Regions from separate parts of the Homo sapiens genome. Here region 2 is linked to region 1. A link is a loop called in an ENCODE intact Hi-C map of the cell type or tissue named here. Cell type or tissue: Calu3. All regions are shown on one strand. Region 1 overlaps GAB2 (GRB2 associated binding protein 2). Region 2 overlaps KCTD21-AS1 (KCTD21 antisense RNA 1).

Region 1 (4,000 bases):
ACTGTATGGCTCAGGAATATACCTTAGTATCATAATTTTGTATATGACTTATCTCCCTTGCTAGATGGTAAATTCATTGGGTTCAGGGACCTGTCTTGTATTTTTTTGCATCCTTAAGAATACCTTGCACATAATGGAAGCTTAAATACTCCTTGGATGGTTAGTGGGTTTTTAAAATTTCTCATGTAACTTTGTGAATAAAGATGGGGAGATTCTAATGAATATGTTGTTCTGGAGGATCATTTGAGAAGCAACCATTTGAGTTGCTTCTCCACTATATTTTCTCCAAGCCCTATCCCCAATTACATTCTATTCGCCATCATAGTCTGGATGGGGAATAGAATGTAATTGGGGATAGGGCTTGGAGAAAATATAGTGAATATAGAAGGTTTTTGATAATCCTTAACCCCTGCTCTTTGGTAGCAGGGTAAATTAACCCCCCATCCTCACTTTGTGCATATTCTATTTTAGTACTCATCTTTTTTTTTTTTTTTTTTTTTTTTGAGATGGAGTCTTGCTCTGTCGCCCAGCCTGGAATACAGTGGTGTGATCTCAGTTTACTGCAACCTCCACCTCCTGGGTTCAAGCAATTCTCCTGCCTCAGCCTCCCAAGTAGCTGGGACTACAGACATGCACCACTGTACCTGGCTAATTTTTGTATTTTTAGTAGAGACGGAAATCTAATTTCGCCATGTTGGCCAGGCTGGCCTTGAACTCCTGACCTCAGGTGATCCACCTGCCTCGGCCTCCCAAAGTGCTGGGATTACAGGCGTGAGCCACTGTGCCCAGCCTATTTTAGTACTCATCATATTATGTTAAAGAGCTTGTCTCCTACACTGGACTGTGATTTCCCTATCATTAAGAACTCGGTATGGTTTTTGTGCATCTAACAGCTAATACTTGATAATGTTTGTGTGCCAACTCTGTATAAACACTATTCTAGGAACTCAGTAAATGTTTGCATTGAATTGAGTTTGTGTTAGGAGTTGTATTAGAACTCTACACCACCTTATAGTTTATAAAACATATGTATATTCATTGTCTTATTTAATTTTGAAATCAACTGAGTGCTGCAAATGAGAAAAATCAAAGCCCAGAGAAAACTGTAACTGGTCCATAATTACACAGCAGTTAATGGCTGAACATCCAGGCTGAACTTTGCCAGTTAGTGGCTGAATATTCACGAAATTCTGATGCCTCCATAGAGCGGGATAGAATTATGGAGGACTTGTCATTCTGGACTGCGGAATTTGGACCTGTGTATTGAAACAAGAAGAGAAAGGGAAGTGTTTCTTAAGTTATTTTTGGATGAAGGCTTTTTGCGATCCAAGGCTTCATCCCCTCAAGCTCAACAATAGCATTCCTTGGGGGAGTGAGAAGATGATGAATGGTCATCAGTTTGCTTGCCTCACCCAGATTCCATTCCTACCTCCCAGAATTTTCCCTGGTCCCACCCAGCTCCACAGTAACAATCAATCCCAATCAGTGACTGTACTTCATTTTTTGGATCAAGGAATACCCCTCCCTTTTCTGTCTTCCTCCTTAGGGCTTTGGATAGGAGCCCTTTAATTGATGTTGACTAAACTGGAGGCCAGCCCCTGCATACCAGGAATGCCAGTGGCTTTGTTAGTTGAGGAGGGCGCTGCATTAGCACTGCCCTCTAAATCCCAGAGCAGGTGGAGGAAATCTAATTAGCATTTAGTAAGCCAAGGTGCCCTGGGGAGTTTCTGATAAAGAAAAGGTCACTGCAGAAGGAGAAGGGACACTGATAGGGAGACTTCATTTTCCTAGTGGGAACTTTCTGAAATGGACTGGCAATCAGGTGAGCTGGATTCTAATGCCTGCCTTACTGGTGGCTTTTTAATCACACTTAAGTCCCTCTGCTTATCTGAGATTTCATTTTCTTGTCTGTGTCTAGTCCGTTACCAGACTCCTTTTCCTACACAAATATTTGTTTCATAACAGTGGAAGGGACCTCAGATCATTAAGTTGCTATCACCTTGGGGTGACAGGTACACTAAAATCTCAGAAGTCACCACTAAAGATCTTATTCATGTAACCAAATAACACCTGTTCCCCAAAACCCTGTTGAAATAAAAAAAATGACTGCAGCCATTCCCACCCTTGTATTTCAAGCATAGCATTGCCACCTACTTGCAAAATACTATATAGACGTATATATATATATTTTTAAAAAGGTGCTATTACCTGGGAAGCTTTTCCCAACATTACATATGTCCAAATCTCACTCTGTATCTACTGAATCTTCTGATATCAGTAGATATGTAGTAAATATGTATAGTTTGGGGAAAATTTCTCAGGAAAGTTTGATAAAATCCCTGGTTTATGCTTTTTTGAAGAACTTAAACACATATAGCAAACTCAAGGCCTATCACAGCATTTGCTATCATAGTTGTTAGTAATATGTTTGGAGAGGAATTTGGGGGGATGGCTATTAAGTGAGAAGCTAGAGGTAGAATAACCACTGCAAGCAATAAGCATTTTACAAAATGGGGATTGAGCTCTATTCGTAGGTGATGAAATCAATGGTAATGAGTTGCTACCAGTATTTTCAAAGTAAAATAGTATACAAAAAGTAGCATGTATTGTGTCCAGTTAAGGATATTTATTGAAACTTTTAAGTTCATTGTATTTATAGATACTGTGCTACAATTTAAAAGACATTTCTTACTGAATTTTTGTCAAAATCCATTGACCTAGATAGGAATCTGTATTGGAGTAAAGATGGTTCTAAGGGGAAGGAGTGTAGAGAAGCAATGTGGGAGCCACATGCGGTGGTTCATGCCTATATTCTCAGTACTTTGGGAGGCGGAGGTGGGAGGATAGCTTGAGGCCAGGAATTCCAGAAGCAATGTGGAAAGGACACTAGGGAATGTAGGTTCTAGTCTTTATCCAAGCTCTTTGACTTCAAGCAAATCACATTTTTCTCCTGGACCTTACATTCTTTTTTCTCATTGCCCTTAGTACCTTCTGTCTGACTTCAACCCCACATCTGCTTGACAAGAATTAACTCAAATATCTCTTCTTAACACCTACCTGATTCTGGCATACAGTAAGTGCTTATAAATATATGTTAAATGGGTGAGAACCTTTCCCTTAGGTCTGTGGGTACTTTCACTGGGCTTGTATATCTACCACTCCATTTAAAACTCTACTTACAGCTTTTTAAGAAAATGTATTTCTAAGCCAGGCACAGTGGCTCATGCCTACATTTCCAGCAGTTTGGGAGGCTGAGGTGGGTGGATTTTGTGCTTGGAAATTCGAGACCAGTCTAGGCAACGTGGCAAAACCCCATCTCTACAAAAAATACAAAAATTAGCAGGGTCATAGTAGTGCGTGCCTATAGTCCCAACTACTTGGGAGGCTGAAGTGAGAGGATTGCCTAAGCCTGGGAGGTGAAGACTGCAGTGAGCTGTGGGTGTCCCACTGCACTTCAGCCTTGGCAACAAAGTGAGACCCTGTCTCAAAAAAAAAAAAAAAAGAAAATATATTTCTATTTATCTTTTACTAGGTTGTGGTCCCCTGGAAAGCAGACATTTTTATTCATCTGTGTATTCTCAGTACTTAACACAGTACCTGGTATGTAATAGGTGCTTCATAGATGTTGGAGAGAATACATATTTTTAAGAGGAGTATTTTAGTAGATGACTCATAAAACATTTATTGAGCACCTACTATATACCAGGCAGTGTGGTAGGTATGGGAAGTGATACAAATGTGTGTAAGAGACCAACATCTTCCCTTGAGGAATTTAGAGATTAATTGAAGCATAAGCACACAGAATTGCTGACAAAGCCATTAGTGTTAGTCTCTAGCTATGTGGTTGCTTATGCAGCTCATGTGTAACTTCTCATTTCTGTGTTTGAATACTGGTCACCAGAACCAGACAGGAAGAATGTCTTTCCGTTCTGATTAATTTTCTTAGGAATTAAGTAAGAAATTGTGTATCTGATATGGTGATCTAGTTCCAAGGAAGGTT
Region 2 (4,000 bases), 210 kb after region 1:
ACTTGCTCCTTGGAACTCCCTTGATTCTTTGCCTGGACTCTCTCAGGGCAGGATAATTTCCCAGATCTACTCTGGCTCCGAGAGCCTAGGGTTCTGGGATTGTCAGAGGGCGTGGTGATGGGACCAAGGGCCTTCTTGATGGCCCTCTAAGAAGCAGCACCAGGGCTTCTGGTGCTGGGTTTTTTTCTAAAAGCACATCCTCCCCCACTCAGCCCTTTGTGCAGGATGCATCGTTAGAATTCCTGGACTCAGCTTCTGAATATTGATTGTTTGCAGGAGCAAGTCAGCAATTTGTGGTTTCCCGGCAATGGCTCTGTGTTCTATTATAGAACTTGGCTTGTTTGCATTTCCATCATCAGGCTAGGCACAGGCCCGGGTCTGGCCTACCCTTTGGCCTGGTGACCTGAAGCTATCCTGATTGAGTCCTGTGGTCAGGTCATCTGCCCAGCTCCTCAGAGATGGGACCACAGGACAGGGCACAAGGCCTAGGTCTGCTATCAGAAAGATCAAACTCAAACAAAATATAGCTCTTGCCAAGGAACAAATCATGCCTCTTTTTTTCAAATGCCCATTTTGGTATTTTAAAGGAAAACAAGTAGGTTTAAATCCAAGGTGGCAGTGTTGATAAGGGCATGGGGAAACAGCACTCTCGTATACTATTGGTTGGGTATAAACTAATGCAATCTCTTTGAAAGATAAAGTGGCACTATACATTGACATTTTAAATGTGCAAACCCTTTAATGCAGTATTTCCAGTTCTCGAAATTTATCTTACATCTCTTCTTACACATTATGCAAACATGTATGTATGTACAAAGATGTTTACCCTTGTATTATTTATAATAGCAAAAAAGTTGGTAACCTAAATTACCATCAGTTGAGAACTTATTAAATAAGTAAATTAGTATTTAACAACACAATGGAATACTTTGCAGCCAATTTTTTTTAAGACACAGAGTCTCGCTCTGTCGCCCAGGCTGGAGTGCAGTGGTGTGATCTCAGCTCACTACAACCTCCGCCTCCTGGGTTCAAGCAATTCTCCTGCCTCAGCCTCCCGAGTAGGTGGGACTACAGGCACACGCTGCCACACCCGGCTAATTTTTTTTTTTTTTTGTATTGATGGGGTTTCACTGTGTTGCCCAGACTGGTCTCAAACTCCTGAGCTCAGGCAATCCGCCTGCCTTGGCCTCCCAAAGTGCCAGGATTACAGACGTGAGCCACCACGCCCAGCCCTTTGCAGCCATTTTTTAAAAGAAGTAGATTTGTACATGCTGAAATGGAACATTCTCCAAGACATACCATTAAATTTAAAAAGCAAGGTGCAAGGGGACAAAAGGCTGAGTGTGATTAGGCATTGAGCGTGCATGCATATAGAACAAAATTCTGGAAAAATAGTCAGAAACTATCAGCAACGATTACTTCTGAGGGAAAGGCCTAGAGTGAGACAACCTCTTCATTGATTGCCAGTTTGAACTGTTTCCCCGCCACCCATGTGCTTATATTACAAAATATCCATGTTGGAAAAATATATTCTTATTCAAACCAAACCCTGCTCGTCAAAGCATTGCAACGGCCTCCCCACTGATTCTTGTAGACTGAGCGCTAAGACCTGTTAAGCCCTGTTGCTCTGCTTCATGCAAAGTTCTGCTACCTAATGTGCATTTTCATATAGGAGGTAAGGAGGTAAGGATCAGTATCTCAATTTTATAGCTGATGAAACGAACTTGAAAAAATTAAGTGAAGGTTAGTTTAGTTTAGTTTTTTGATTGTCTGTTTTTGAGACAGGGTCTCACTCTGTTACTCAGGCTGGAGTGCAGTGACGCGATCTTGGCTCACTGCAACCTCGACTGCCAGGGCTCAAGCTTCCTGGGTAGCTGGGATTACAGGCTCCCGCCACCTCACCTGGCTAGTTTTTTAAATTTTTTGTAGTGACAGGGTTTTGCCATGTTGCTCAGGCTGGTCTCCAACTCCTGGACTCAAGCAATCCCCCTGTCTTGGCCTCCCAAAATGCTGGGATTACAGGCGTGAGCCACCAAGTCTGACCATGAAGTTTAGTTTTATGTGTCAATATGGCTAGGATATAGTACCTACTTTATTAATCAAACACGAATCTAGGTGTTGCTGTGATGGTATTTTGTAGATGTGGTTAACATGTACAGTCAGTTGACTTTTGAATAAAAGAGACTGTCTTCAATAATCTGGGTGTGCCTCATCCAATCAGTGTAAAGGCCTAAAGACCAAACTGAAGTCTTCCTTGGGGAAGAAACTTACTGTGGATTGCTGCTTCCACTCCTGCCTGAGTTTCCAGCCTGCTGGTTTGCCCTGCAGATTTTTAACTTGCCAAGCCAGCCCTGACGAGCAAAACAGCCAATTCCTTGCAATAAATAAGTAATCAATCAACTGCCTTTGTAACCCACACCGTGCCTACAATAGTGTCGTGAATATATTTATTTTCTGAGCCAATGTTTATGAGGCATCTGCTCTGCGGCAGATTCTATGTTGGGTATTGGGGAAAACTCTATTTAAAAACATTACTGCCCACATTTGTCTCCATCTCCAATGGAAAGGCCAAATATTTTCAGAAGCCACTTAAGTAGGCAAGGCAGTAGTAAGTCACAGCTGTGAGTCCAGCATGTGAACACAGTCTGATGCTAGAGTGCATAAATTTACTACTACGCAATGCCATATTCCTATGGTTAGAATAGGCTAGGGAATATCACAAACCTGGGCTCAAATCCCAACTCTACCAATTTCTAGAATGTGACCTTAGGTAAGTTGTCATGTCTCTCTGAAACTGTAATTTTCCCTATCTATAAAGTGGGCATAATATTTATATCTACCTCTTAAGATTGTTGTGAAAATTAAGAGTTCATCCATGGAAAGAATTTAGCACAATACTCTGAGTAAGTGCTGGGTAAATGTTTCTATTATTACGTTTCCCAGAAAAGCTGAGTCCCCCAGGTATGATTTGGAAGGAGAGGAAGAGCCTGTTTCTGGCTTCTAACTGGAGCCTATGCTTCCCAGCCTGTCAGAATGGCCACCAGCAGGCTGTAACCTTTTGATTTGGAAGGAGAAAGAGAAGAGTGAGAGGGGAGATATATGTAGCTAAGCAACGGATGGGGGAAAAAAAGCCAGCTAGTAAGAAATTCTAGGTGGTAGTGTTGGCCAATTAATAATAATAATAGGCCAGGCATGGTGGCTCACACCTGTAATCCCAGCACTTTGGGAGGCCAAAGTGTGCGGATTGTTTGAGCCCAGGACTCAAGACCAGCCTGGGTAACATGGTGAAACCCTGTCTCTACAAATATACAAAAATTAGCTGGGTGTGGTGGCATGCACCTGTAGTCCCAGCTACTTGGGAGGCTGAGGTGGGAGGATCACTTAAGCGTGGGAGGTTGAGGCTGCAGCAAGCCATGATCTCACCATTGCACTCCAGCCTGGGCAACAGAGTGAGACCCCATCTCAAAAAATAACAATAAAATAATAATAGCTAACAGTTACATTCTGCTTACTATGTGCCAGGCAATTCTAGGTGTTTTCCATATAATAACTCAATTACCAAAACAATACTGTGAGATATATAATTTTTCTCATTTTATAGATTAAAGAAATTGAATCACAGATAGATTAAACCACTTGCCCAACATCCAACAGCTAGTGACTGGTAGAGCCAAGATTCAAAACCCCAATGATCTGGCTCCTAAATCTTTGTTCTTAATGACTATGTAGTACCATGGAGGACAATTTGGGGAATTCAAAAAACTCAGGATTCAAGGAAATCATCCAAAGCGGGAGTCAGGATTTCTGTAGAAAAATGTCCTATCACAGTACTATTTCTTGAACACCTACTGTGTGTCAACAGCTGTTTTGGTGTTTACACATACCATTTAATCCTCACAAAACCCGTAAGTGATAAGAACTGTCACCCCCATTATTTATTTATTTATTTATTTATTGACAGGGAGTCTCGCTCCGTCACCCAGGCTGGAGTGAAGTGGCA

What was found. Peaks named below come from ENCODE experiments on the same cell type or tissue, not always from the same donor. Only the 100,000 strongest peaks of a DNase experiment are listed, where the experiment ranks them.
Region 2: it touches region 1 in a loop (2.7-fold over the local background); 1 of 110 quality-filtered maps calls a loop at or near these places.

What each region holds. Positions count from the first base shown.
Region 1 is chr11:78,363,089-78,367,088 of GRCh38, reverse strand. The region is part of intron 1 of GAB2 (GRB2 associated binding protein 2); the gene reads left to right. Among named protein-coding and RNA genes, the nearest start is that of GAB2, 53 kb to the left of the region's middle. RefSeq lists an enhancer at 1,061-1,973. In Calu3, no CTCF peak of the experiment used is centred here; a DNase peak (open chromatin) is centred at 1,618.
Region 2 is chr11:78,152,955-78,156,954 of GRCh38, reverse strand. All of the region lies in intron 2 of KCTD21-AS1 (KCTD21 antisense RNA 1), which reads right to left. Among named protein-coding and RNA genes, the nearest start is that of KCTD21-AS1, 15 kb to the right of the region's middle. In Calu3, no CTCF peak of the experiment used is centred here; no DNase peak of the experiment used is centred here.